Regions from separate parts of the Mus musculus genome. Here regions 2, 3, 4, 5, 6 and 7 are each linked to region 1. A link is a loop called in an ENCODE intact Hi-C map of the cell type or tissue named here. Cell type or tissue: heart. All regions are shown on one strand.

The links. Hi-C counts contacts between places; a loop is a spot of excess contacts. Peaks named below come from ENCODE experiments on the same cell type or tissue, not always from the same donor. Only the 100,000 strongest peaks of a DNase experiment are listed, where the experiment ranks them.
Region 2: a loop joins it to region 1, with 4 times the contacts of the local background. A loop is called at or near these places in 26 of 42 quality-filtered maps.
Region 3: it touches region 1 in a loop (2.5-fold over the local background); 10 of 42 quality-filtered maps call a loop at or near these places.
Region 4: a loop joins it to region 1, with 2.6 times the contacts of the local background. A loop is called at or near these places in 18 of 42 quality-filtered maps.
Region 5: a loop joins it to region 1, with 1.9 times the contacts of the local background. A loop is called at or near these places in 8 of 42 quality-filtered maps.
Region 6: a loop joins it to region 1, with 8 times the contacts of the local background. A loop is called at or near these places in 2 of 42 quality-filtered maps.
Region 7: a loop joins it to region 1, with 2.6 times the contacts of the local background. A loop is called at or near these places in 3 of 42 quality-filtered maps.

What each region holds. Positions count from the first base shown.
Region 1 is chr7:80,022,809-80,026,808 of GRCm38, forward strand. Zfp710 (zinc finger protein 710) reads left to right here and starts at 3,420. Exons shown (of 5, transcript NM_175433.5): 1 at 3,420-3,675. In heart, CTCF peaks have their summits at 1,422 and 2,330; DNase peaks (open chromatin) are centred at 1,403, 1,943, 2,423, 3,593 and 1 weaker place; H3K4me3 peaks cover 2,693 bases; H3K27ac peaks cover 3,065 bases.
Region 2 is chr7:80,082,213-80,086,212 of GRCm38, forward strand. Zfp710 (zinc finger protein 710) reads left to right here. Exons shown (of 5, transcript NM_175433.5): 2 at 1-328; 3 at 3,739-3,930. Among named protein-coding and RNA genes, the nearest start is that of Gm21057, 9.0 kb to the left of the region's middle. In heart, CTCF peaks have their summits at 495 (motif pointing right) and 2,405 (motif pointing left); DNase peaks (open chromatin) are centred at 1,363, 2,429 and 3,914.
Region 3 is chr7:79,932,988-79,936,987 of GRCm38, forward strand. Arpin (actin-related protein 2/3 complex inhibitor) reads right to left here and starts at 2,277. Exons shown (of 6, transcript NM_027420.4): 1 at 2,166-2,277. The coding sequence starts at 2,257. Gm31966 (a long non-coding RNA gene) reads left to right here and starts at 2,452. Exons shown (of 3, transcript XR_391645.4): 1 at 2,452-3,193. In heart, a CTCF peak has its summit at 2,297; DNase peaks (open chromatin) are centred at 1,744, 2,314, 2,734 and 3,054; H3K4me3 peaks cover 1,901 bases; H3K27ac peaks cover 1,771 bases.
Region 4 is chr7:80,090,783-80,094,782 of GRCm38, forward strand. Zfp710 (zinc finger protein 710) reads left to right here. Exons shown (of 5, transcript NM_175433.5): 5 at 1-1,969. Among named protein-coding and RNA genes, the nearest start is that of Gm21057, 18 kb to the left of the region's middle. In heart, no CTCF peak of the experiment used is centred here; DNase peaks (open chromatin) are centred at 439, 1,229, 1,719 and 3,899; H3K27ac peaks cover 1,384 bases.
Region 5 is chr7:80,213,494-80,217,493 of GRCm38, forward strand. It overlaps Sema4b (sema domain, immunoglobulin domain (Ig), transmembrane domain (TM) and short cytoplasmic domain, (semaphorin) 4B), which reads left to right. Exons shown (of 14, transcript NM_001360135.2): 4 at 2,131-2,229; 5 at 2,836-2,947; 6 at 3,237-3,350; 7 at 3,455-3,606. Among named protein-coding and RNA genes, the nearest start is that of Sema4b, 17 kb to the left of the region's middle. In heart, CTCF peaks have their summits at 2,096 (motif pointing left) and 3,337 (motif pointing left); DNase peaks (open chromatin) are centred at 2,198 and 3,258; H3K27ac peaks cover 456 bases.
Region 6 is chr7:81,343,447-81,347,446 of GRCm38, forward strand. Rps17 (ribosomal protein S17) reads right to left here and starts at 1,788. Exons shown (of 5, transcript NM_009092.3): 1 at 1,756-1,788; 2 at 1,411-1,562; 3 at 865-970; 4 at 289-354. The coding sequence starts at 1,758. Cpeb1 (cytoplasmic polyadenylation element binding protein 1) reads right to left here. Exons shown (of 12, transcript NM_007755.5): 12 at 3,580-4,000. In heart, no CTCF peak of the experiment used is centred here; DNase peaks (open chromatin) are centred at 445 and 1,935; H3K4me3 peaks cover 2,575 bases; H3K27ac peaks cover 2,488 bases; H3K27me3 peaks cover 441 bases.
Region 7 is chr7:80,130,593-80,134,592 of GRCm38, forward strand. No RefSeq gene overlaps it. Among named protein-coding and RNA genes, the nearest start is that of Idh2, 17 kb to the left of the region's middle. In heart, CTCF peaks have their summits at 903 (motif pointing right) and 2,116 (motif pointing right); a DNase peak (open chromatin) is centred at 3,989; H3K27ac peaks cover 810 bases.

The DNA.
Region 1 (4,000 bases):
TATGTGGCCCATAAGTCTGGGCATTTGCACACAAGACACACTTCAAGCCCTAGATCTACCCCTGCCCCACTCACATACACACACTTTTATTTCCTCTCTTCAATAGTTTGAAATAGGGCCTCACTATGTAGTCCAATCTGGTTTTAAACTTAGATATTTATGTTGGTGGCTCAAGCATGCTAGTTAGGTGCTCTACCTCTGAGCTGTATTCCCAGCCCTCTTTTTTACATTTTATTTGGAGACATGATCTCCATTTGTAGCCCAGGCTGGCCTTCAACTTTGGATCCTTCTGACTCAGTCTCCTAAGTAGCTAGAATAGTTCTTTTATTTACCTCCATTTCTATAAAGCAGGCCACTGGGTCTAAGTTATTTCCTGTTAGTCACTTGGAAGTTCAGGAAGCTGGCAAGTGAAAAGGAATAAACAGACTATTTCTTTGCCACCAACCCTGTCCCACTACCTGTGCCCACAACCCATAACCTCCCTCACTCCCTAGCTTGTACTCTGTATTACACCAAGTACTTGAAGTCTTTCTTTTTCTTTCTTTCCTTTCTTTTTAAAGACAGGACTTCTCTACAAAGTCTAGATTAGCTTGGGACTCCTTATGTAGACCAGGATGTGTCAAAGTCAGAGCTCCACCTGCGTCTATTTCTTCCGAGAGTGGGGATTAAAGGCGTGTATCACAGGTCTGGCTGCTAAAACTCAACTGTTCCTTGAGTTTAGAGGAATGTCCCTTCTTGCCCCGTAGGCAAATTGTTCTCTCCCAAGTTTTTTATGTTGTTTTGAGATAAGGTCTGTAGATCCAGGCAGTCCAGCAACTATGTAGACTAGGCTAGCCTTAAAGTCACCAAGATCTGCTTGCCTCGACTCCCCAAGTTCTGGGATTAAAGACCCGTGCCACAACACCTGGCTCCATCTCATGCTCTTGGCTGGCACATCCCTATTTATCTAGAAGTGATTTCCAGGAAACCTTCGCTGGCCAGCCTTGCCCAAGCCCCTGTGAGTTGCTTTCTCAATGCCCTCATAAGGCACCTAGCTACCTGTTGTCTCTCCCAGCCCCACCCCAAACCCCTTTTTTGAGGAGTCTCAGATAGCCCAGCCTAGAACTGGCTACATAGCTTGGGCTGACCTTGAACTTCTGCTCTTCCTGTCTCTACCTTCCAGAAGCTGGGATTTCAATCCATGCACAACTGTGCCTCCCTCTTTTTAGTTTTGTTGAGACAAAGTCTTGCCATAATGGCCTTGGCTAATATATTATTCAATATGTAGTCTGTGCTTGCCTAAAACTCCTGGCAATCCTCTTGTCTCAGCTTTCCAAGTGCTGGGACTACAAGTATGCACCAATGATGCCTGACTGAGGCCCAGCTCTCTCGGGCTCCTACCAGTTTGCAAAGCCAGAACAAGGAGATGGTGTCTCTGGTGGTTAAGTCCTTAGTTGCAGGCTGGGGAGCTGGCAGGAAGCAGGCACAGAAGCGAATGGTTGTTGAATGACTATTTGACTGTCAGAGAGGACTTTGTCTTTTTTTGAGAAAATATGACTTGGGTGTTCTGGAGAGGGCAGGTGATGACAGAACTGTGGCTTCCAGCATTCCCTGTTGGCTGGTGAAGGTGCTGAGGTCACTAGAGACCCAGTGTGCTGAGCCTGAAATCACGGGGTCCTTCTTGCTGAACCAAACTCTCTGGCTTCTGTTTTCTCACTCCTTGCCAGAAATAAATCATGTTCTGAGTGACTGGAGTCATTGCTCACAGCTCCGTGAGCTGGTGTAGGGTGGGGCGAGGGGCAGTGGCCTTGGGGCTCCTGTCATTAAAGACCCAGGCCTTTGGGCTGGGGGGAGGGGAAGGAGTGGCTGGTCCTATCCCTGGGAGGCTGCAGTCATTGGGGGAGAGACAATGGGGCTCTGCATCTGCTCCTCGCTGGGAGAAGGGACCCTCCAGTGAAAAGCCAGGGAGAGCAGGGAAGTGTGGGAGGAATTGATGAGAAGGGGTGGAGCCAAGGAGATGCAGCCCGGAGGAAGGAGGGAAGGGGAAGGAAGAGCGCAGGGAGGGGAGAGGATCCAGGCTTCCCTTCAGCTCGGTGACCTGGTCCGGAGCCACAGCTTCCCTCGCTTTGTCTGGGCCCGCCGAGACCTCACGTTTCTCGCCCAGCTGCAGCCCCAGTCCAAGGGCCAGGCATCCAGCAGGTGCTCAATACTTACTTGGGAAAATAAGAAATGTGGCCAACTTTGCTCTGGGAACTTTTCCCCCGTGTTGTCTCCACTCCTCTGGAGAAGCCGAAGACAGAGCTGGTCTTGGGAGCACGCCCAGGCGCCCCATGAATAATTGACCCTTGGTGGCGACACTGCCCCGCTCTGTCCGCGGGCTCCGTACCCGCCCATGCGTCGGAGTCGAGCGGCGCAGCTCTTGAGTGGCGGGTGTCCGGGAGGTTGGAGGCGGGGTGTCCGGCCTGTCCCAGAGCTGGGAGGAGGCCAGGCTATGCCGAACCCCGGGCCCCGCGGGGAGCCACAAGGGCCCAGACCTCAGCGAACGACCACGCCTCGGCGCCCTCCAGCAGTGCACCCCGGGGTCGAGCCTAGGCCCTGGGCTTGGGGAGGATGCGAGGGACCCCGAACTCCTCTGAACCCCATTCGCACCCGGGTCCCGGTGATAGCAGCCGGGGCCGTTCCCTCGAGTCTGACCGTCCAGGGCTCTGCGAACAGCTGTTTAAAGGCTCTTTACTGTTGAGGGCTCTGCGGCGACGTTTGCTCTAAGTCCCATCTGCCCACTTAAAAAATATATTAAGTGAAGAGCACCCCCAGCTTCCACCCCTGACTGGGGAGGGGGCAGGTTGAGCCCTAACCCGTATTCGGAAGGACTGGCCACTCGGGCTCCCCCGACCCCAACCCCCATTAGCTCTTATTTGGGATAGGGCACCCCAGACTTCCTGGGGGCTGCTCTCTGGAGCCCCCTTTGTGCCTGGCAGGGACAGCCCCCCCATTTCCATGCGAGGTTCTGACGCTCCCTTCTCCCCCGCTTGTTAATCTTTGTTCCCCTTTTCTGCTGAGAGGAGGGGAAAAAAAAGAGGGAGAGGGCGAAAGAAAAGAAGGAAAAAGGCGTGACTCGATTTTCAAACGAAACTCCCACAGCAAACAAAACCCTTTTAGAGAAATAAAGGAGGAAGGAGGAAGAAAAGAGGGAAGGGGAAGAAAAAAAAGAGAAGCCTCCAGGCTTGCAATTCGAGTAGGAGAGTTGCAGCGAGAGAAAGAAAGAAAAGAAGAAAAATCCTCTCTGCGGTAGAAAGAGAAAAAGAAAACTTGGGCCGAGGAGAGGGGGGTGCTGGGGGGGTGGAAGGAAGTGAGAAAACAAAAGAGAGATAAAAGGGCTGCTTTTCTGTCTCTCTTCCTCTGCGAGCAGGCTTAGGAGGAGCTGTTTAGCATCCCTTCACGTCAGCCCTGCCTCATTCCCTTCTTCCAGGGAGGGAGAGAGCGCGAGCGAGAGAGCGAGCGAGCGCGAGAGAGAGCAGGAGGGAGAGAGAGAGGGGGGGAGAAAGAGAGGAGCCGGAGGGAGGGTGGCAGAGCAGGGCGGGCGCGCGTGGAGGCGGCGCGCAGCTGCAACCCGGGCGGTGGGCAGCAGGAGCCCCCGGCCCGCCCGGCCCGGCCAGCCGAGGGCCCCCAGCGCGAGGAGCCGCGCCCGGACCCAGGGTGAGTGTCCCGCGAGCCCGCGGCCCCGCCAGCCCCCGGGCGGCCCGCGGCGGGGTGGCTGGGGGGCGCGGGGGTGGGTCGCTGCGGCCGCGGTCGACCCGCCCCCCGCCTCTCCCCGGGGACGGCGGCGCGCAGGCAAACATGTCGTCTTTTCCTTTCACTTCCACATTCCCTCATGCCGGAGAGCTGGAGCGAGAGAAGGGGAAAGAGAGAGAGATGGCGTCTGGAGGGGGGGAGGAGGAGGGAGGAGAGGGGGAAGGGAAGGAGAGAGGAGAGAGAGAGACAGAGAGAGAGAGAGAGGAGAGAGAGAGAGAGAGAGAGAGAG
Region 2 (4,000 bases), 59 kb after region 1:
GCCCTACAGCTGTCACTTCTGTGGCCGCGGCTTCGCCTACCCTAGCGAGCTCAAGGCCCATGAGGTGAAGCACGAGAGTGGCCGCTGCCATGTCTGTGTCGAATGCGGCCTAGACTTCTCCACCCTGACCCAGCTCAAGCGCCACCTGGCCTCCCACCAGGGCCCCACCCTCTACCAGTGCCTTGAGTGTGACAAGTCCTTCCACTACCGCAGCCAGCTACAAAACCACATGCTCAAGCATCAGAATGTGCGGCCCTTCGTGTGCACTGAGTGTGGCATGGAGTTCAGCCAGATCCATCACCTCAAGCAGCACTCTCTCACCCACAAGGTAAGGCTGCCAGCCTCCGCCATGGCACTTTCTTTCCAATGCCCTCCAAAGCCCTGATGGGATCCTTTAGGTGTGGTACACAGGTAGTTTTTGTTTGTTTGTTTGTTTGTTTGTTTTAAGATTTATTTTTATTTTATGTGTGTGAGTATGCACTGCAGTGTGTGCCTGGTCCCCTTGGAGGCCAGAAGAGGGCCCCAGATCCCCTGGAAATGGAGTCACAGATGGTTATAGCCTGCCACGTGAGTGCTTATGTTCTTTAGAGTGTTTTTGAGGCCTGGGGAGAGATGGTTTCCAGTGTAAAGTGCTTGTGTAAACATGAGGACCTGCGTTCAGGTTCCCAGCACACCTCACCTGTAAAAGATGGGTGTGTGGGCGAGCAGACCCCCACCCCCATGGGGAGAGGACACAGGTGGCTCCTGTTGGTTCACTAGCCAGATGACAAAGACAAAGTTCAGGAAGGTTTGGAGAATAAGGAGGAGAAACAATTGAGAAAGACAGCCCCTGGTCTCCGGACAATTGCACCCTCACACACATGTACACAAGCATACACCAGAGAGAGGTGTATCATATATGATTATGAGAGGGATAGATGGGGCTGGGGAAAGCTGGCAAGATGATTTCGCAGGTAAAGGCACTTGCTGCCAGGCCTGAGAAACTTGAGTGTGTTCTTTGGGACCCATGTGGTGAGGGAGAGCCAACTCCCATTAGTTGCCACTTGAGACAGATAGACAGACAGACACACACACAGAAAACACACACACAATATACAACCATAAAAGACGGGGCCATGTATGCATGAGGGCCTGAGGTCAGTCACCCATACCTGTGTAAGCAGCTAGGCATGCTGGCATGCATTTATAATCCCACTGCAGGGGAAGGAGGCAGGTCCTGGGAGGGTTCCAGCCTCATCAGTGAGCCACAGGCTCCCATGGAACAGCCCATGAGGAACAACACCTGAGGCTGACCTGGCCTCCACACATACATGTGCACATATGTGCACTTGCACACACATGGTCACACATGCACACAAAGAGGAAAGCGGGCTGGAGAGATGGCTCAGCGGTTGAGAGCACTTTGCTGTTCTTGTAGTGGCCCCAGGTCTGGTTCTCTGCTTCCACATACAGCACCTCACAGCTTCCGAGAACTCCAGTTCCAGGGGGATCCAATACCCTCTCACGATCTCTGCTTGCACCAGCACACACATGATGTACAGACATCCTCACAGCTAACACATGCACATAAAATGAATATGTATATCTTAAAAGTATACCGGATGAAAAACGTTTACCTGACAAAAGTACTTTGTGAAGACACTTGGGCAGCCGCGTTCTCATACACCAGGTAGCTAGACCCAACCTTCATCCAACTTCCTCTTCCTCCTGGTGCCAGGTCACGAGTTCTCTTCCCCTCACCTTTCAGCCATCACCACCTCCCTCCCCGAAGAGGCCCTTCTACCCAGGAAGGTGGAATGGAGCCTCTTAGACCTAACCATCCATCCTAGCAGTTGGCTGACCCACAGATTCCTTCAAATTTAACCTTTCAAGGCTGTGAGTGGTGACCTATGAGACACCTATAGTGTCACAGTAGACACTACAGTGAGCCTACCAGGCCAGGATCCCAAACTTCTCCAGCCTAGACTTCTCCAGAACTTTTCTGCTAGCGCAGGGACCATTGGCAAGGCTGACCTGTCAGTTGTCTTGGCTGCTAAATGTATAATGTTAAGAAAGATTAAGATGAGCCAGGCGTGGTGGCGCACGCCTTTGATCCCAGCACTTGAGAGGCAGAGGCAGGCGGATTTCTGAGTTTGAGGCCAACCTGGTCTACAGAGTGAGTTCCAGGACAGCCAGGGCTATATAGAGAAACCCTGTCTCGAAAAACCAAAAAAAAAAGATGCTGTACCTGGGCTCATCAGTAAAACTGTGTAATTGATTATTAGTGTCTGCAAAGCTAGGAGTGAGGGATGATCAGTAGCTGTGTGTTCAAGATCTCTACCATACTAAAGTGCCAAGAGACCCTAAAGGTACCTGTGTACCCCGTGCACATCTGTGCTTACAGCTCTTGAATGGCGCCCCCTGGTGGTTATGTGGCCCACTCTGTCACAAGGATAAAGAGGATGTATAACAAGAAAGAGCGCCTGGCTGCTAAGAGAAGATACGGGGCCTGTTAAAGTATCATAAATACCCTGGGTTCAGTCACCAGTACACACGCACAAAAACACATAATGCAGGCATGTTATATATTAAGTAGTTGAGACAGCAGCTGTGACCACAGATGTGCATCTGTCCCAGTGAGGTGCTCTTCAGCAGAACAGTGAGCGACCAGCTGTGACCCCGCCTTCCCTCCCAGCATCACCTGTGCCCACAGCAACCCTATTCCTGTGCTGAGTGAGTGCCGAGCCATAAACAGTCAGGCAGCAGTCCCGACCAGACAGTTTACTGTGATAAGAATCAGCTGGGAGATCTATTCTGCCTCCATCTCCTGAGTGCAGGATTAAAGGTGTGTGCCACCACCGCCCAAACTGCAACTCAGAACTTTATGCATACTTGAGTGTTAGTTATTTTTCCTCGGGTGCACAAAGGTTTTTATTCTTTTGCTGAGTGTTGGAGATTGAACCCAGGACTTGACCTTTGGTAGATAAGCGCTCTATTGCTGAGACTCCTGGCTTTCCCTCTCCCCTCTCTGTGTCCAGATCTGTCTGCTTGTGCCCCTATACCCAGCTTTTATATTTTATTATTACATGTAAAATTGTTTGTGTGTGTGTGTGTGTCACACACATGGAAGCCAGAATGGGTATCAGAGCTCCTGGTACTGGAAGTTACAGATGGTGTGAGCCACCATGTGGTTGCTGGGAATTGAACTCAGGACCTCTGGAAGAGCAGTCAGTCAGTGCTATTAACCACTGAGCCATCTCCCTCCAGCCCACTCTGGCTTTTATTGGTACATTGTGCTGGCCTTGAATCAGATCTGCTTGCACACCAGCCTGGTAGGCAGTTTGTCGCCTCATCCTGGAAGGTAGCTTGGAACAGCAGACCTGCCAGAGAGAGGTGCTTGCCACCAAACCCGAGAACCTGAAGGAGAGAGCCTGAAAAAAGTTCTGAACGTTGCTCTCTGATGGTCACCTGTGCTATGGCAGACACACCATACACATGCAAAAAAATCGAGGTTGTTTGTTTGTTTGTTTTTGGAGACAGGGTTTCTCTGTGTAGCCCTGACTGTCCTGGAACTCACTTTGTAGACCAGGCTGGCCTCGAACTCAGAAATCCGCCTGCCCTCTGCCTCCCGAATGCTGGGATTAAAGGCGTGCGCCACCACGCCCGGCAAAGAATTGAGTTTTTTGTTTATTAAAAATGAATTTCCCAGAGCTGCACCTGTTAGCACCCCAACCCCGAGTGGTCTCTCTGCTCCCACAGGGTGTGAAGGAGTTCAAGTGTGAGGTCTGTGGCCGGGAGTTCACGCTGCAGGCCAACATGAAGCGCCACATGCTGATCCACACCAGCGTCCGGCCCTACCAGTGCCACATCTGCTTCAAGACCTTCGTGCAGAAGCAAACCCTCAAGACCCACATGATTGTGCACTCGCCTGTGAAGCCGTTCAAGTGCAAGGTATGGGACATTCCCGTGGCCCGCCTGGCCGCTAAGGGGGTGGAGCGAAGGGCCGGTGAGGGGCGGAGCC
Region 3 (4,000 bases), 90 kb before region 1:
TTTCGAGACAGGGTTTCTAGACTGTGTAGTCCTGGCTGTCCTGGAACTCACTCTGTAGACCAGGATGACCTCAAACTCAAAAATCCTCCTGCCTCTGCCTCCTGAGTGCTGGGATTAAAGGCATGCGCCACCACTGCCCGGCTTGCCTTAAAACTTTTGAACCTGTTTTTTCCTATAAAAAGCCTGCCCTGAGGACAGACTGGTAGGTTTTTCCTTCCTGTGGACCTGGACGTCCAGTATTATGATGGGTGTTCAATAAACTGTTCTTGCTTAACTAAGGTTGGTGTATGTATGGTTTGAGTGGTAATTCCCAGACCCCAACCTGAGCAAGTGTCTTTGGTACAATAAATCAGGTTTCCTTTTTCATTCCCCCCCCCCTTTTTTTAAGATTTATTTATTTATTATATATAAGTACACTGTTGCTGTCTTCAGACATTCCAGAAGAGGGCATCAGATCTCATCACAGGTGGTTGTGAGCCACCATATGGTTGCTGGGATTTGAACTCAGGACCTTCAGAAGAGCAGTCAGTGCTCTTAACTGCTGAGCCATCTCTCCAGCGCCCCTCTCCCCCTTTTTTTAAAGACAAGATTTCCCTATGTATCTCTAGCTGTCCTGGAACTCACTAAGTAAACCAAACTGCTTTGAACTCAGAGACCAACCTGCCTCTGCCTTCCAAGTACTGGGATTAAGGTTGTGAGCCACCACACCTGGGTGCTTTTATTATTTTTTATTTATGTGGAAGTATGTGTGACTGTGTGAGTATAAGCATGTATACTGGTGTGTACTGGTGCCTGTGGAGTCCAGAGAAGGAACCAAATCCCCAACAGCTGGACTTACAAGCAGTTTTGAGTCCCCTGCTGCGGGTGCCAAGAATGGAACCCAGGTCCTCTGGTGAGACGTGGCTTTGCCCACTTTAAAGAACCTCCATGCTCCTGTTCCCATTCATACCTACATGGTCATCAAGGAGATGGCTATTGTCACCAGACAGCTGGAAATTAGAGACTCTGAGATGTGGGAATTAGCCCAAAATCACGGCATCCCACACAGAGTGGAACCAGAACCAGAACTGGCTCCTTATCATTCTATAAAAGGGGAACCTGGGACCTGGGGACCTGGGGACTTTCCACTTTGAAACCATTAACCTGGGGAAAAGGGTGGGTCTAAGAAGACAGACTGTGGAAGAGGGCTGGGTCAGGATTCCTTGCCTCTAATTACTCTTAAATTATTTCCAAAAATATTTAACTGACAAAGACAGGTTATATCGAAGGCATTTATCAAGAAAACTTGATATGTACACATTGCATAATGACTCACACCACCAAATTTATGTATACATTATATCCTCAGAACTTATTCCCCCTTTGACTGAACCTGCTCCACTGGAGACCTTATGAGTTGGACTTTAGATTCCACTTCCTAGATGACGCGATATTTTGGTTTTCTGGGCCTGGCTTCTTTCATGTAGAATAATTCTTGTTGTTTCTGACTGTAAATGAAATTGTCCATCCTGCTTATTACCCTCCGGATATTCCCACCCTCCCTCTATTGTTCCTGCCACACCACAAACTGGTCACCAGTGATGCAGTGTGACAGATGGCTAGAGTTTAGAGCCCTGGTGTGGGGAAAAGACGGAGGTCAGTGGGAACCCCAGCACCGCCTCTGTAGTTCCATTTGGGAGTCTGGGCATCCCTCCAGTGGATATTCTTGCAGGCGGGAATTTCAAGTTTATCTGTCTTCCCAGCGTGTGTTGGCCAGGGACCTTGGGAAGAGCCAGCTGGATGCCTGGGGTGGTTTTGGCAACCCCAGTTTCTCTCCCCAGTGTCCCCTACACCCCCAACCCCCATCAATCTTTGAGCAGGACTCAGATCTTGAGTTCGACAGAGGCCTCAGGGATGCTCCAGGGAGCCCAGGCCCCAGGGATGCTCCCAGGCCACTACGGCTGGCCATAGTAGGGGCCAGGGCCCCGACTCAGCCAATCCTGGCAGTTCCCTTGCCCAGTCCACATCTGGCTAACAATGTGGGAAGGGGAGGGAAGCACAGCCCACCTCTGGCCAGTAGCGGAGTCCCTGGCCCGGTGGACAGAGTACAACCCACCCCTGGTCAGCCGCGGAAGAAAGTGCAACCCATCTCTGGCCAGCAACCGGATGGACAGAGCACATCCTACCCTTGGTGGGTGGCAGGGTCCCAGGTTCCCGGCAGGCGCGCGCTCTGCACGGCCTTGTTGCGGAGGGCGCTATCCTGGTAGATGCGGCTCATTTTCCCCACGCCGAGGCCCTGTGGCTCCAGGAAGCAACCGGCGCGTAGGGCGGGGCACCTCGGGGACAGGAGCTTGGAGGTCGCTGCAGCACCAGCTTCCCGGGTTAACAGATCCGGGAAGCTAGTCCGAGGCGTTCCCAGTTGGGACTTAAAGGGGCCGAGCCTCATTCCTGACAGCCAGACCTCGTGCAGTAACAGGGGGCTTTTGGAATGACCACTGTCCTTCATGTCCTTATAGACTAAGACAGAAAGATCGAGAGTTCGGTCCCCATCTGTACTATACAGAGATTCTGTCTCAAAACACATCAATATACAAAAAAGCGGCCTTGAAGCTTAGGAAAGTAGATCTTTCTTGGGATCTGTTCTGGTAGGACATTTTCTCAGGGAGCAGGAAGGGAGAAGACGGGACAGCAACGAGGAACCACAGAGCGGTCTCCATGGACTCTGCCCTTTTGGACCTCCCCGTGGTTCCGCAATGGCTTAGGGGAGTTCCCAGAATGTGTGACGGAGTAGGGATAGGTCAGATCTGCAGCAAGGGAAACCTCAATCTCTGCAATCCCAGCAAGTTCCTCAACCTTTAATGAGCCTACGCTTCTTGCTCAGCAAAAATAGAAAGAAACGTGTCTAATGGTTTGTAAAGATAGAACTCTCCCTCTCCTAGTCTCGTGGACATAGCATTCATTACTTTGTCTCACACTTCTCAAGGATTCGGATGGATCGATCGCTTCTCTAGCCCCACAGTGCCCTTTGCTCCAGAGTGTCTGCAAGCCTTTTATTCTCAGCCTGCACCCGGGAATCTCCTCCGACCCGGAAATCATTGGGAAATCGTCTTGTTTTATTGGCTCCTTTGTGCCAAATTCTGGCGCAGGTGGCCACATTCTGTTGTGCCAGGTGTGCCCCTGCCTCAGCCACAATGAAGATACCCGAGAGTCCAGGGTGAGTTGTTAGCTTTGGAAGGAGCTCTCTCTCCCACATAGTATCACCACAGAATGGTCTCAGACACTTTATTTTTAAGGGTCCTTCCTCTTTTAACAAAATATAAATATTTTTAAGACATTATTTTATGTATCTCAGGCTGGCTTTGAACTCGCTATGTAGCCAAGGATAACTTCAAACCCCTTTCTCCTTACAATACTTCCCCAAGAACCAGGATTACAGGTGTGGGCCACCCACTGCACCTGGATTATTTGGTACTGGGGGTTCAATCCAGGACTTTATGAACGTTAGGCAAACAGTCTTCTCAAGCCACATCCTCAGCTCCAAAAATATAGTTTTGTGGATCCCTAAAAATGTAACAGACCCTAGACAGGATGTCTGTGACTAGTCAACCCCAGCCTATGTTGGACCTGTCAGGCAGCTCTGTAATTCCCAGAAAGAAGGACAACAATCCTCTGGGGAGGACTGTCCTCTGTGTCCTCTGGCAAGTCCTAGGCTCATAGGCACCTGACTCCTCTGCCTCCTTCCTCTTCTGTCCCTTTCCTGGGTCACTGCCCCTTCGCACAGGCTCTAAATGTGCAATGCCCTCTGTGGACGCTATACGTAGCTACTTAAATTGTATTTTAACAGTGCCGAAAATAGAACCCAGGGTGTTTGTGAACACCAGACAAGTGTTCAACCAGGGAGCTGCATACCCAGTCTAAACCATAGATGATAGAATCTAAATAATATAGAAAAAGGGCTTCTCCTTTGCTGGTCACAGGGCTCCACGCCTGTAATCCCAGTGCTTACAAGCTTGAACTATAT
Region 4 (4,000 bases), 68 kb after region 1:
GCCAGTGAGGCCTCTTACAGGCACAGACTTAGAGGTCTTCCCCAAGCCACCTCAGGCGCGGAGGCGCTCTCCAGGAAGAGAATGCTTGAGCCAGGCCTTGTCTCTCTTCTGCACCGACTCTGGCCTTTAAGGACATCTGAACCCCTGCACTGGCCGACACTGCCCACCCCCACCCTGGTCAGACCCAAGAACCTCTTCCCTCCCCCTATCACTCAAGAGCCAGGCAGGGCACTCTGCCTTCTACCTCCTGGGCCTCCCCTTGCTCCATGCAGGCATGCATGCGGCCCTAGCCCTGGCCCTGCCTGTCGGAGAGCTGAGGGGAGTCCAGCCTCCAGAGCACCCTCCCAGCTGGCCTGCAGAGCTCCCCTGCCCCAGCCTCGTTTGAAAGAATGTCCCTAATGTGCATTTCAACACAGTTCATCCAGGTCTGTTCCAAGCTAAGGTACCAACCACAGGGTCCTCACCAAACAAACCCAGGACATGCCCTGCATCTGGCAAGCATTAACAAAGATAGATGGCGGCTCCTTGAGCCAGCGGGGAGGGAGGGTCGGGGTGACATCTCTGGGACCAAGAGTGGCTGTCCTCAGGGGAAGCCAAGGAAGACCACCCGTGGGAAGAGGGGAACTAGAATGGTTTTGGTTTTGGTTTTTTATGAGCAAGCAGGTGTCGTGGGGAGTGGGTGAGCTGTGGCTCAGCCGGCTCCGGAGGAAGAGCAACATGTTTAACTGAAGACCAGAGAGAGGGAGGGGAAAATTCTGTTTGCAGCAAGAAGGGTATTGTGAAAGAAATTTATGTTTTCCTTTCCAACTCTCCTGTCTATCATCTTTGATGGAGAGGGGTTTTTTTTGGTTTCTGTTTCTATTGGTTTGTTTTGGGTTTTTTTTTTTTTTTTTGGTTTTTGGTTCGTCCAAGCCTCAGCTTTCTTGTGTGCTGTGTGTACTTCCTGCCTCCCTTTCCGAAAGCAGCCATGCCTGAGGGGCCCTGGCCCAGGTGTATCACTAGCTGGGAGCCTCAGAAGGCTAAGGCAGGAGGGAAGTGGGGGAGGCAGAGAACCTACCCGGCCCTCTCCAGTCAGCTGGCCCTCTTCACCTGTCCCCTCCCCTCCCCCCTGTCCTCCATCCATAAGCTCGCAAGCACCCAAACCCCTGCCCACAAATCCCAAGGCCCCCAAGGGGAGGAGCAGGCGGGACTAACCCCAAAAAGGCATAGATGAAGCCACCAGCTTTGGCTGAAAAACCAAGAGGGGGAGACCAGCTGAGGCAGAGGGTGTTGATTCGCAGTGTGACAGCCCCCAAGCCAGGCCTCAGGGTGACTGTTCAGGACTGGGGATGAGGGGGACACAGTGGCCCAGGTGTGGTTTCCCATGGCTCCCGGCCTCCCAGGTGCCCATCATGATGACCCTCAGGTGGCAGTGATTAGCTATCACTGTACAAGACATTTATTTCTCCTGCTGAGCAGAAGGCATCACCCCTGCAAACTACCTCTTCCCACAATGACTTTCTCCCTGGTACCAAAAAGCACCCTGTACCTCCTCCTTCTTCTCTTCCTCCTCCTCCTCTCCTGCCAACGCAGTGGCCTTGGTCTTGGAACAGAAGGGAGAAGTCTGGCCTGGGTGGGGTCTCCCACTGTCCCCCAGCCTGCCATTGGCACAACCCCCTTGGGGATGCCATACTGAAAAAGCCCCTGCCCTCGCCTTGTGCCGGGCAAAGCGGAGAGGAAGGCACAGCACAGTACACAGTTGGAGCTGGAGGTGGTCCTGGCACAGCTCCAGCCTCACCCCTCCCAGGCTTCTGAAAAGGGTGACTCAGAAGCCCTGGCCGAATTCCACTCTAACTTATTTTGACATGTATACAAACCAACTGTTTAGAGATTCCTCTTGTGCAGAGCCCTACTGTGTTTTTATGTTCCTGTTTAAAAAGAGAAGTTTACTTAGCAATAATTATAAATAAATGAATATTCTTTAGCGAGGTGACTGTACGTGCTTCTTGGTGCTCTTGGAGGCCCTTCCCCCCAAGGAGGTCCCAACAAGGCTCCCTAGTCACATGCCAGACAGCATCCCCCTCTGGAACTACAAGACAATCTCAGCCACCTGACCTGCCAGAGAGTTGGGGGGTGGGTGGAGGAGAACATGCTCCGAGTCCCAAGGGCAGGTTTTAGGTCTCTGTAGCCCGGATCTACCTGTGAAGGCCTGGGACAACAGATGAGTTCTCCCACACACAGCTTCTTTTTCCCGGTTGTTTTGAGACTTTTTACAGCAGGCTCACACTGTCTACCTGTGTCTGGCCTAGAACGCAACCATCTTCCTGTCTCAGCTTCCTGAAGCAAGACTACACGTATGTGTGTACACCTGGCCTTTTCAGATTTCCGGCCTCCCCAGTGCTGGGATTTCGGGCATGCACTGCCATCCCTGACTTGTTTCCAAATATTCCCACTCTTGGATCTGCAACATAAAACCTGTGGCTAGAGGCAAGCGATAGATAGTTGGTTAAGAGCACTTGCTGCTCTTCCAGAGGACCCAGGTTCAATTCCTACCACCCACATGGCAGCTCAGCAACTGTCTCTAACTCTAGTTCTAGGGTCTCCAATGCCCTCTTCTGACTTCAGTGGACCCTGTATGTACATGGCACACAGATATACAAACAGGCAAGATACCCCATAAAAATACTAAAATAGTCTTTAAACTGGAGGCTAGGGCTGTGGATCAGGCTTGCTGGGTAAAGTACTTGCCTACTATTCAGGAGACCACCCTGGGTTTGATACCCAGCCCTACATACTCAGTGTTGTGATACTGCCCATGATAACTGCATCCAGGAGGTGGAGACTGGAGGCTAAGAAGTTCAAGGTCATCCTTAATTCTATAGAAATTTGAGGCGAGTCTCGGATACACAAAACCATGTCTTTTAAAAAAAAAAGAAAAAAAGGCAGGCAATGGGGATGAGAATTCAGCTTAAGATCTTACTGATGGGGGCTGGAGAGATGGCTCAGAGGTTAAGAGCACCGACTGCTCTTCCAAAGGTTCTGAGTTCAAATCCCAGCAACCACATGGTGACTCACAACCATCCGTAATGAGATCTGACACCCCCTTCAGGTGAGTCTGAAGACAGCTACTAAATAAATCAAAAAAAAAATCTTACTGATAAAATGCTTGCTAAACTCAATTCCCAGCACTGACAACAACCAACTCCAGATACAGAGAACTGACTGCATTATCAAAGTTACCCTAATCTCCAGCAGGACCAAACAAGCAGAAAGAGAAGTCACTGACTGCACAGCGACAGTGCTTTCCATTGAGTGTATATGGGCTTTGGAACAACATTTCCACATCACTTTTCTAGTTGTGCCAAAGGAGAAACCTGAAGGATGGGAACAGGGGATCCCGGACACACAGAGACCTAGGCAAGCCTGAGCGGGCTTGCAAAGCAGAGACTGGGGGATCTGTTTCTAGTGTATAACCTATAACAGGGCAAATGAGCCTGAGCACAGTCGCATAGGCCCTTAATCCCTGCCTTGGGAAGCAGAGAGGTAGACCTTCGTGACTAGAAGACCAGCCTGACCCATAAAGTTCCAAACCAGCTAGAACTGCGTGCTGATGAGGCCTCGTCTCAGCTAAGTTGGTACCAGGATGAAGTTGGGATGCAGAGGTAGAATGCTTGCTTAGTGTACACAAAGCTCGAGGTTGGAGTGTCAGCACTATAAGAGGTGAAAGGTGCATGTGTTATTATAACAAGTATCTACAACATCACAGAATGACAATTCCCTAGATGGAGAAACGGGATCACCTTAGGAGATTCTATGTGAGTCTCTGCCCTTAGGCCCCAGCTAGCTCCACTGGCTCAGCAGCAGACACTGCACGCAACTTTGTGAGGAAGCCAGGGCCTCACCCCCAAAGTCTGGCAACTCAGGCAGCCAGTGAAGAATGCAGGAGGCCCACAGGCTGCCTCGTTCCCTCTCATGAGAAGCAACCCCCTGGCTGACCTATTAACAGCCTGAGGCACCCCAA
Region 5 (4,000 bases), 190 kb after region 1:
TCTCACCTGTAAGATGGGAATAGTATGCCTATATCCCTGGATAAACCAGTGCATCCAGGGCTCCTGTCCCATTAGCGTTAGCACCAACATGAACCTGGTGAGGTGGTGACAGTGTCTGTAAAGGGTCTCTAGTGGACAGATAAGTCTGGCAGATTCTAGTTTGATTTCAGCCAAGACATTAGATGGTATCCAGCCCAGTCCAGAGTTCTCTTGTAGGACTTGCTGCCATTCTCAGAGGCCTCCCCATCCATACACGCTTTAATCTGGAACAGTCAGCAAGTACTTGTTGGCAGTGTGGGGTGAACACGGTGCCTCTGGCAAGCTAGACAAGTGCTCTGGCCGTGAGACGCGCCTCAGCCCCTCTTCAGCACTTGGTCCTTGCTGTTAGCTACTAGAGACATTATGAAAAAGTAAAACCATGCTGTAATCCCAGAACGTGGGCAGGAGGGTTAGGAGTTCGGGGCCACCCTGGACTACATAGAAGATTGATGGACTGGACTCCATGACATCATTTCAAAAAGCTAAAAAATGAAAGAAAAACCAATGAAAAATCAGTTTATAAGGTGGTCATGAAAAAAAAAAAGAGAAAGAAAGAAAGACAGACAGACAGACAGACAGACAATACCAGGGCTGGAGAGATGGTTCAGCAGGTATGAATATGGGCTGCTCTTCTAGAGGATCAGCCTGTTTCCCAGTACCCACATGGCAGATCATGACCTTCTGTAGCTCCAGTCCCCAGGGACCCGATACCCTCTCTGGCCTCCATGGGCACCTGGCACAAAAGAGGTGCACACATCAATGCAGGCAAAACACTCATACACATAAAATAAACAAGAATGAAAGCAGCTGGGTGGTGGTGCCACACACCTTTAATCTCAGTGCTCTAGAGGCAGAGGCAGGTTCTCTGTGAGTTCAAGGCCAGCCTGGTGTACGGAGTGAATTCCAGGACAGCAAAAACTACACAGAAAAACACTGTCTTTAAAAGACCAAAAAAGACAGACAGACAGACATTTATATAGTGCAAAGACTATTTAGAGGAAGGTAAGGAACTGGACCGTGACATACCCAGACACTAAGCAGGACTTTGGGTTTCACTCTGAGTGAATGAATCGTTTTGGAAACCAGTAGAAAGCTTAGCAGAGAAGCGGCATGGCCGTGTGGTTTTGTACTGTTTTGTGGAACTTCCGATTAATCCCAGGGTCTCACGAGTTAGACAAGTGCTAAACCACTGAGCCACATCCCTGACCCTCTGCTTCTGAGGCAGGTTCTCTCTGTCACCTAGACTGGCCTTTTCACCCAGACTGGACTGGAACTTGGGATCCTCTTCATTCAGCCCCCCCCCGAGTAGCTGGAAATAGAGACGTGCCACCAGGCCTGTCTTGCCTGTGTTCTAAAAGGCTGTCCTTGAGCCAGGCATGCTTGTGTCTCCTTGTAATTCTAGTACTTGTAAGGCAGAGGATTATTCATTCCAGGTGAGCCTGGGCTGTGTGGTGAGACTGTCATAAATAAAAATAAACAAATGGGCCCCGTTGTGTTGATGATAAGTGTCCTCTCTGGAATTGAACACAAGGGAGACCATTGTGGCTCAGGCAGTGACAGTGCCTTAGTCAGGGCACCATCCAAAAAGGGGTGAGAAATGATCAGATTCTGGGTTTTTGTTCATTGAAGGTTTAGCATCCAGGAAGGTGTGGCATTTGAGAGACAGCCAGGCCACGGCCTGCCACTGGAAAGATGGAAAAACTTCAGTGGGTCTTGGGGTGTTGGTGGCACCAATTTGGCAGTTCCTATCAGACACCTTGTAGAGGTGGAGTTTGTGCCAGGAGTTCAGGGCTGAGCAATTCCTCCTGCTTTACCGCCTGTCTCCCCCCTGGGTTAGAGAAGACTCTCAAGAGGATTAAGACACTCTGAAAGGTGGGATTACCCCCTCTAGGGTGCCTTTCACCTCAGAGAAGGAGTATTAGCCAATCTGGAAGCTAACTGAGCCCCAGTGCAGACCCTGCTTAAGCTCTGCCAGCCAGCTCCCGGCCCAGAGCTCCAGGTTTCTTTTGTTCTGCCTTAGGTCTGGGGAGGAGGCCTCAGCCCTGCCCCCTAGTGGCATATGTGGACCTGACATACTCTCCTTCCCCACAGCGTGACTGTCAAAACTACATCAAGATCCTCCTGCCACTCAACAGCAGCCACCTGCTCACCTGTGGCACGGCCGCCTTCAGCCCCCTGTGTGCTTACATTGTAAGTTCCCTCCTCTACCCTGGGGCTTGGCTGCCTGGGGCACAGCCTTTCTGCCAGAGGAACTCTTCCCTAGCCCTGATTCCTGGTGAAGGAGGACCCTGGGGGCAGGCTTCTAGGTAGCAGTAGGCCCTTGAGACCCGTGAGCCCATCATCCTGGCTGCTTCCCAGGTCCTACTAGGTCTCCCTGCCGGGGCAGGGAGGGGTGCATGCAGCCACCTTGCCTAGAGAGCCTGACTGACTTCCAATTTGCTGCCCACTGGTTTCTTTCCCTTGCTGTGCTTGGTGCCCCAGGTCATCTTGTGCACCCTTCAGCGTATGCCCGCCCTGTGTTCCTACCCCATCCCCTAACATGCTCTAGCAGAGGGTGGCATTAATGCTGTTGCGGAACACGGGGCTTGGAGTCAGAAATTTCTGGGTTTGCATTGCATTGCTCTCCCTGGCTCCAGGACTATTTTCCACGCTACATCTCTTCCCTGTTCGCTGGGGAATAGTGCCCACTGCACACACTCCTTCGCGTAGACCCTGGGGTAAGGAGACGTACTTTAGAACCTGTGCACTTCCTTGTTCCGTGTCTTGGTCCTGAGCTACTTGTCTACTCCTCCACAGCACATAGCGAGCTTTACTTTAGCCCAAGATGAGGCCGGCAATGTCATTCTGGAGGATGGCAAGGGTCGTTGTCCCTTTGACCCCAACTTCAAGTCCACGGCTCTGGTGGTTGGTAAGTGGTGTCACAGGCTGGGTGCTTTTGTGCTCCGTGGAAGATACCCAGGGCAGGAGGACCGAATCTGGGGTGTGTCTGGGCTCTGGGCAGTGTGGGTCCCAGAGGTAAGGTGGTGTCCCCATGCTGTGCTGGTTCCCAGAGGGTATCGAGTGACCCTGGGCTGCCCTCTTCCAAGTCCCTGCTTCCGTCTAGGCAGGATGGATGGCGCTGCGGTCACTCTGGGCCCTGAGCAGGGCACAGGGACTGGGCCAAAGGAGCCATTCCCATGGGAACATTCTCTTGGCAGATGGTGAGCTGTACACTGGAACAGTCAGTAGCTTCCAGGGAAACGACCCAGCCATTTCCCGGAGCCAGAGTTCCCGCCCCACCAAGACTGAGAGCTCCCTCAACTGGCTACAAGGTGGAGTTCTGCCTTGGCCCACTGAGCAGTTGCCTAACCCTTGGGAGGGGATGCTGTCCCCGAGGTTCCTGGCCTGACTGTGTCTCCTCCCCTGGCCTCTGCAGACCCTGCCTTTGTGGCCTCGGCCTACGTCCCCGAGAGCCTGGGCAGCCCCATAGGTGATGATGATAAGATCTACTTCTTCTTCAGCGAGACGGGCCAGGAGTTTGAGTTCTTTGAGAACACCATCGTGTCCCGAGTTGCCCGAGTCTGTAAGGTGAGTGGGAGGGCGCAGGGTCATCCACCCAAGGTGCACCCACATCTGTCACCTTCCAGAACCAGTCCCCAGGGAGTTGCAGCCCAAAACCAGTCTGTGGCTCCTCTTCCTTCTCATCCTTGCCTTGAATCTGGAGTGTCTGGGCTCTGGACAGTGTGTCCCGGGGCTGAGCTGGCGTCTCCATGCTACACTGCTGTCCTCTTTTGTTTTTTGTTTTTGTTTGGTTTTTCAAGACAGAGTTTCTCTGTGTAGCCCCGGCTGTCCTGGAACTTACTCTGTAGACCAGGCTGGCCTCAAGCTCAGAGATCTGCCGCCTCTGCCTCCTGAGTGCTAGGAGTAAAGGTGTGCACCAGCACTGCCTGGCTTCTTTTGTTTTTGTTTTTGTTTTTGAGAC
Region 6 (4,000 bases), 1.3 Mb after region 1:
GCATGCTGGTCTCAGGCGCCTATCCCACCTTCTCATACTTATGCAAAAGAGCCAAGTCTCAGTCCGCTGAGATAAGCCACCCGTAAGATGGCTCAACTGTGACTAGCCCGACTACTGTAGAAATAACCAGGGAGGAAAGCAGGTAACAGCCAGAGCTGAAGGGGGCGGGGCAGGCCACAATTTAGGAGCCAGCCCCAAACAAGGAAAACACACCCCCGAATCATCACAGAACAAGCAGCTCCAGCCATTTAGAAACCAGATGTATTCAAGGATTCAGGCAACACTCACCAGGAGCTTCAGCATCTCCTTGGTGTCGGGATCCACCTCAATGATCTCCTGATCTAGGGCTGAGACCTGAGAGGGAAAGAATCAAGTTCAAATTATGAATGCGTGGGTTATCTTTCACCTCCTCTGCTCCCAACGCAACACATAACCTTAGCTGTCCTGGAAAGCACCATGTGGACCAGGCTGGCTTCGAGCTCAGACATCTGCCTCCCAAATGCTGAAACTAAAGCTGTGCACCACCACAGCCCACTTTATTCTTGTGTCAGAACCATCTAGTGTGCATTCAGAAAGCAGGGTTCACACTTGGATGTCAAGCTAACCACGTCGGGAGGCACTCTCACTGGGCTCCCATGTGAAAATGAATTTAGACCTCGCAGAGAAGCTCAAGGTCGGCTGATTACAGGCACCCTCGGCTGGGTGTGTTGGCCCACGCCTTTAATCCCAGCACTCAGAAGGCCGAGGTGGGTGGATCTCTCATCATTTTGAGGAAATAGATTAAGACTTCACTGACATCCAGCTGCGTTCCCACCTCAGGTGAGCCCCCAGGAAGAGGTGCAGAGGAAGACCCACAAATCTTACCTCAGGAACGTAGTTATCTCTCCTCTCTCTCTCTTCTTCCTGCAACTTGATAGAGATGCCTCTCACAGGCCCTCTCTGAATCCGCTTCATCAGATGCGTGACATAGCTACAAGCAATGCGAAACAGTGACCACCTCCCACCAGAACCGACTTTGTCTCTACATCAAGGTCGGTCTCACCATCGGAAAGACACACAGACACACACACAGCACTGTTCAGATGTCCACTCCTTACATCCTCACTCGCCGTCACCAGCCCTCCTCCGAATGTCATGTACCCCGACTGGTCTTATCCGTCGTACGGACACAACACTGCTATTTTTTTGCACAACACGGCCATAGTGGTAAAATGCGGGAAGCAGAGACCACAGCAGTAAGGTTTTGAGGCCGGAGCTCTGCCTTCAGCTACCGTAAGGAGCCCGAACTAAGACCACGTCGGCAAAACCCCACTGTGGCCAAGGCACACCTCCAGCCCTTCGGCGGGCCGTCTGGGGGGAGCGGAGGCACCGGCCCGGGCAGGCTCTCCGGCGGCCGCGGCCCCCACTCACCCGGCTATCTTGTTCCGAAGCTTCTTGCTGGGGATAATGGCGATCTCCTCGCACACGCGCTTGTTGGTGTGGAAGTCATTACCCAGACGCGTGTAGTACTTCTCGATGATGACCCGGGCAGCCTTCTTCACGGTCTTGGTGCGAACGCGGCCCTGAGGGTGGAGAGGGCAAAGTCACCGGGGAGCCCGCGCCTCCCGCGGAGGGGCCGCGGCGCGCACGACTTCATGCGGAAGCGCGCCAGGCCGCCGGTGACGGCGCCGGCCCCTCGCTGCGGACTTGAGGCCGCGACGAGCGGAGGATGGGCGAGGATTGAAAAGGACAGAGCCCTGGGAGCCAAACACCTACCATGTTGGCGGGTCTCGGTAAAAGAGGAAACAGGAAACACAAGAGAGGCCTATAAAGCGCGGCCAGAAAGCCGCTTCCGCCTGGCTCGCGAGAGTCCCACAGCGGCCCCTAGCGGAGTGGAGTGAGGCTGCCTGGCTGTGGGCGGGGCGAAAGTCTGCGCGTGCGCACGCCGGCAGCTCGGCCGTCTTGGTTTCCACTCCAAATAGTTCCGTGCTTCTCTTGGGCGTCCGGTGTGTTTTAATCTAGGAGTTACTTTGAGGTCCTGAGATGGAGCCTAAAGGAGGCCCGAGCTATGAAAGGCATAGTAGTAAACAGGGTCATCCCCGATTTCCACCCTACCCGCGCCTCTAGTCAGAGATTAGTAGGGTCTAGCCTAATTGGTGAGGTTCCTCTCATTTCCTGGTGTCACAGCAAACATCACCTAGAGTGGCTTTTCTTCTCATCCCAGCACAGTATTCCATTCGAGCTGCTCTTAAATGTCTGAGCACAATTACTTTTCTCAGCTAGGTTTGAGCTAAACAGGAAGGGCTAACCTCGAGTGCTTAAATCAGTGGCTGGCTCACAGAGAGGTCTCAAACACTTTTACCAACAAATTAGGATCTCAGTTAACTAGACTGTTCCCGATTAGTAGGGACACTATCTCCAACCTTCAGCTTCTTCCGGTTGTTCTGCCATAACCAAGCCCAAAGCAGGCTCTTACGCTACGACCCAGTGGCTTCATCTGTCCAGAGAGGGCCTTTCCTCCAGCTCTTTCCTGGGACAGGGTCCTGCGCTCAAACCTAAGGAGACCGTGCTGGCCACAGGGCATGTATCAAGGGGCCAAGGCTGTGCTTCATCCTTCAACTCATCTACGTCACTCTGGTTAGGTGAAGAGCTGAAAGTCCTTACTCTAAAAGTAGCTCATGGCGGGAGGAAAAAAGATGTCCTTGACCATGGACCCGGAAGAATACTGAAGAGACCAAAGGGTCTGTAATCCCTGGGGGTTGCATCGTACATTACCAGTGAATTCCCAATGAAGTGGAGGCCAGGCTCCAGATGCAAGACTAGACCTTACAGTCTTGCAGGAAGAGAACTCTTGGATTCTGAGGAGTAGTGAGTTTTTGCACCTTACAAGGATTTAAGTACCTAGGAGTCCCTCTCCCTCAGACTAGAGTTTCCCAAAGGACCAGTTCAGCATGCTGCCGTCTCCACTTGAAAAATCATCAGACCTGTCATGAAGCCATGGAGCCTGTTAGAAAAGCTAGTGTAAGGGCTGTGAAGAAACAAAGCACTGCAGCGTGTCCTGGTGCATACCTTAATCCCAGCACGTGGGATGAATGGTAGGCAGAATTCCTGAGCTTGAGGCCAGGCTGGCTTACATAAGGAGTTCCAGGACAAGGCCACAAAGAAAGACCCTGAATCAAAAAAGCAAAATAGTAACCACTCAGAAAGGAATTACATCAGCACAAGTGTGTCCAAGAGGAAGGAGGAACACGTCAGGGCTCACAGGAAAGCAGCCAGCAAATGGCTCCTGACATCTTGGGAGTTGTGCCTCTAGCATTCCTAGGGCTCCATGTGGAGGAGGCCTTGAGGGGCCAAGAAGTAAAATGTACAGGCAGGCCTCCTATTCTGATTGTAATCACCCAGGTACTAGACACTCCAGAGTGGCTGACCAGGATGTAACAAGTCCCATATAGGAGCAGGTCTCCGCATGTACCTCCCATCCCTCTGGGCTGGTATCCCATTAGTGAAAATCCATGAAAAGAGGACTGGTCTCTGGAATCTTCCCTGCTTGCTACCACACCCCACCACACACACACCCAGATACAGAGACAAAACTACAACTCTGCTGCAACGTGTTTATTATGTGCCAAAAAAATTACACCACAGCTTACTCCACACATCTGTAGGAGAGTGCAGTCTTGCCTGCATATACAACAATGAGGTAGAGACTTCACACACAGCTTCACAAAACCCACAGAGTAGCTGGGATATGCAACAATGCAACATCAGCTCAGCAGGAGGGAGGGGTTATGACACTGGCTCTTTGGCACACAGCTTCCCTAAGAGAGGCAAGTAATCGTTAAATTAAAAAGAAAAGTCAAGTTTTCAATTCCAGTAGCGTCTTTGTCAACTGTAACTGTTGATTCATACATTCGTCAAATAAAAGTTGTAAGGAAGGGTATTTGCCCCTCTAAGAGAAAGGGCTCCTGTGAGCCTTCACCTGCCCCCACCAAAAAGCAGCCCTTTTTTTTTTTTTTTTAAT
Region 7 (4,000 bases), 110 kb after region 1:
ATGGAGAGCACTGTAGCCAGCCACTGGCCAAGTCCCATAGTCAGGTGCTCCCAAGGTCATCCAGATGGTGTAAATGAGGAGTGGCCGCTGCTCTCGCCCTCAGCCTCCTGATACCTGCATTCTTGGGTTAAGAAACGTCCTCTCAGCCTTCCCTGGTGGGTGTCAGATTCTGGCTGTGATCCATCAGCTCCATCCATGACACTCTCTCCATTGTGTCTCTGCAAAGGCACATAACTAGGGCCTTGTTCTATAATGGTCTCACTTAGGCCTCATAAAAACCCTCTGAGGCTGAGGCTATTCTTATCCTAGTCGGTTCTGTGACTGAGCAACAGGAGCTGAAGGACAGCGCTACCTTGCCTACCACCAGATGATGCCGGACCCATCTGTGGAAATAAAATGTCATTCACTGGCAGCATTTTTCCTGTCTCCTCATGACAGCCTCAGCTTCTACATGACTATCTGCATTTTGGTTTGTTTTGTTTTGCCTTTTGTTTTTTACTTTATCTGTTTGTTTTTAGTTTGGGGGTGTTTTGTTTTGTTTTGGTTTTGGTTTTGGTTTTTTGAGACAGGGTTTCTCTGTATAGCCCTGGCTGTCCTGGAATTCACTTTGTAGACCAGGCTGGCCTCAAACTCAGAAATCCACCTACCTCTGCCTCCCGAGTGCTGGGATCAAAGGCGTGCGCCACCACACCCGGCTAGTTTCTGGCTTGTCTTTCTTTCTTCCTTTCTTTCTTCCTTTCTTTCTTTCTTTCTAAGATTTATTTATTATATCTAAGTACACTGTAAACCCGGCTAGTTTCTGGCTTGTCTTTCTTTCTTTCTTTCTTCCTTTCTTTCTTTCTTTCTTTCTAAGATTTATTTATTATATCTAAGTACACTGTAGCTGTCTTCAGATGCACCAGAAGAGGGCGCCAGATCTCATTATGGATGATTGTGAGCCACGATGTGGTTGCTGGGATTTGAACTCCGGATCTTCGGAAGAACAGTCAGTGCTCTTAACCGCTGAGCCATCTCTCCAGCCCCTAGTTTTTGGTTTTTCAAGACAGGTTTTTCTCAGTAGCCATGACTCAGTAGTCTTGGAACTCTCTCTGTAGACAAGGCGGGCCTGCTTCTGTGTCCCAAGTGGTGGGATTAAAGGCCTGTGCCTCCTTGCTGCTGTGGCTGCCCCTGACACCGACACCACCACTACCTACCACCTTCTGGCTGACTATCTGCATTTTTAAAAAATATTTATTTATTTATTATATGTAAGTACACTGTAGTTGTCTTCAGACACCCCAGTAGAGGGCATCAGATCTCATTATGGATGGTTGTGAACCACCATGTGGTTGCTGGGATTTGAATTCAGGACCTTCAGAAGAGCAGTTAGTGCTCTTAACCACTGAGCCATCTCTCCAGCTCCAGCTCCAACTATCTGCATTTTTGTTGTTGTTGTTGTTGTTGTTTTTGTTTTTTTGAGACAGGGTTTCTCTGTATAGCCCTGGCTGTCCTGGAACTCACTTTGTAGACCAGGCTGGCCTCGAACTCAGAAATCCACCTGCCTCTGCCTCCCAAGTTCTATCTGCATTTTTAATATGCTGTTTGCTACTAAACATTCTCAGCAAAGCCACAGTAGCAGAAAACATGTTCTGAAAGAACTGCTGTGATAAATGCTATGGGCTTACTTCATCTGACAGCTGATGGATGATGGTGAAGGGAAGCCAGAACGGGACCCTGGAGGGGGCACTGAAACACAAGCCGTGGTGGAACACTGCTTCCTGGCTTGCTCTCCATGGCTCTCTCAGCTTCCTATAAAACCCAGGACCAACTGCCTAGGGGTAGCATGGGTTATCCTCCCTCATCAATCACTAGTCAAAAACAATACCTCAAAAGCCTTGACCACAAACCAATTTAATGGAGGCATTTTCTCAGTTGAGGTTCCCTCTTTGCAGTTGACAAAACAAACAACAAACAATCAACACATGCCCTAACCAGCACACGCACAGAAGCAGCCGGAGGAAGAAGCAACACAGGAGATGTGAGACCGTTCCCACCCAGGCCCTCGTCCATCGTGGTAACTCCTGAGTGCCAGTTAATGCTTATAGCCTTACATATTTTTCTCTTTCCTGCTGGCTTTGCCACCAGGGGGCGACGCTCTCCCTCCTGGTTCTAGGGACAGCTCCCCAGGGCCCCAGCAATTGCATGCAGGTTTCTGACTGCAATTCTTCCTTAGTTGTGAGCCACGCTTGAGTTGGCGCATCTGCTGTCTTCCACCACACAGTGACCTCACTTGCAGAATGAGGAGGCTAGTTATTAAACATCAAAAAGATCAAGATTTCCTGATCCTGGTCAATGTCTTTTGGGGTTTTGCTTTATTTTTTTTTTTTCCCATGTTACAAGCACTCTAGAGGTCTCTGTCATTGTTGAGGAGTGAGGGAAATCTGTGGAGTTGGCCTCCCATAATCAATCCAAACCTGAGTATTCATTGCAAGTACTGGCTATTTGCCTGTTTGTTTCTCTTTGGAGTTTTTGTTTGTTTGTTTGTTTGTTTGTTTTGTGGTGTGTTGTTGTTGTTGTTTTTATTTTAGAGACAGGACCTCACTATGTAACTCTGGCTGCCCTGGAACCCATTATATAGGCAGGCTGGTCTTGAATGCACACAGATCAGCCTGTCTCTGCTTCCCAAGTGCTGGGATTAAAGGCTCGTACCACCACTGCCCAACTGTGTGTGTATGTATATGAATGTAAGTGCAGGATATTGCTTTTATTTATGTTTTATGTTTATGTGTGTTTTATCTGCATGCATGTCTATGCATCGTATGCATGCATGGTGCTCATGGAGACCATAAGAGGATTCTGGACCCCCTAGAATTGGAGTTACAGACAGTTGTGAGCTGCTATATGGGTGGGTGCTGGTAATAGAATCAGGCAGGTCCTGTGGGAGATCAGCCAGTGCTCTTTATATATTTTTTTAATTATGTATTTTCCTCAATTACATTTCCAATGCTATCCTAAAAGTCCCCCATACCCTTCCCCCCACTCCCCTACCCACCCATTCCCAATTTTTGGCCCTGGCGTTCCCCTGTACTGGGGCATATAAAGTTCGCGTGTCCAATGGGCCTCTCTTTCCAGTGATGGCCGACTAGGTCATCTTTTGATACATATGCAGCTAGAGTCAAGAGCTCCGGGGTACTGGTTAGTTCATAATGTTGTTGCACCTACAAGGTTGCAGATCTCTTTAGCTCCTTGGTTACTTTCTCTAGCTCCTCCACTGGGGGCCCTGTGATCCATCCAATAGCTGATAGCCAGTGCTCTTAATGGCTGAGCCATTTCTGCAGCCCCAGGACAGGGACATCTGTTTCTTTATTTGTGTGTGTGCATGTGTGTTGGCACACATGTGAAGCCCAGAGAATAACCTTTCACCATGTGTTTCAGAGATCAAACCCTTCTTCAGGCTTGGCCAGAGCCACCTTTACCAACTGAGCCACTTCTCTGGTCCTGTCTATTTGCCTTCGAACCAGATTTTCCTCTATAATAATTTAGGTCTGAGTTTTATCAGGATGCAAACAAGTTTCCTCTCTTACTTAGCAGTAGTATGGGCACAAGACCTATAGGGAAAGAATTCTGTGATCCACTAGTCAGGTCTGTCAAGGTCAAGACAATTGGGGTATTAAAACCCATGTGCTATTTGCCCAGATAGGTGATAGAAAGGATTAGCTTTTCAAATTGGGAAGAATACAGATTCTATAGGCGGTGTGGTGGTTTTACACTCTTTGCTGTGTGTAATTAATGTTGTAACTAAGAACTAAGTATATTTAGGCTGGCAGGCTATCTCAGTGCAGACCACTTGTCTAGCAAGCATGATGGCTTGGGTTCCATCTCCAGCACCTCAGAAGGGGCTAGGGGATCATGTCTGTATTAGTCAGGCAGGGTTAGAGAGACTGCAAGCAGCAGCTGTTAGAGTTTAGACATCTCTCTCCAAACTCCAGGCCCAGCTAACGGGACAGGTGCCAAGATTCTC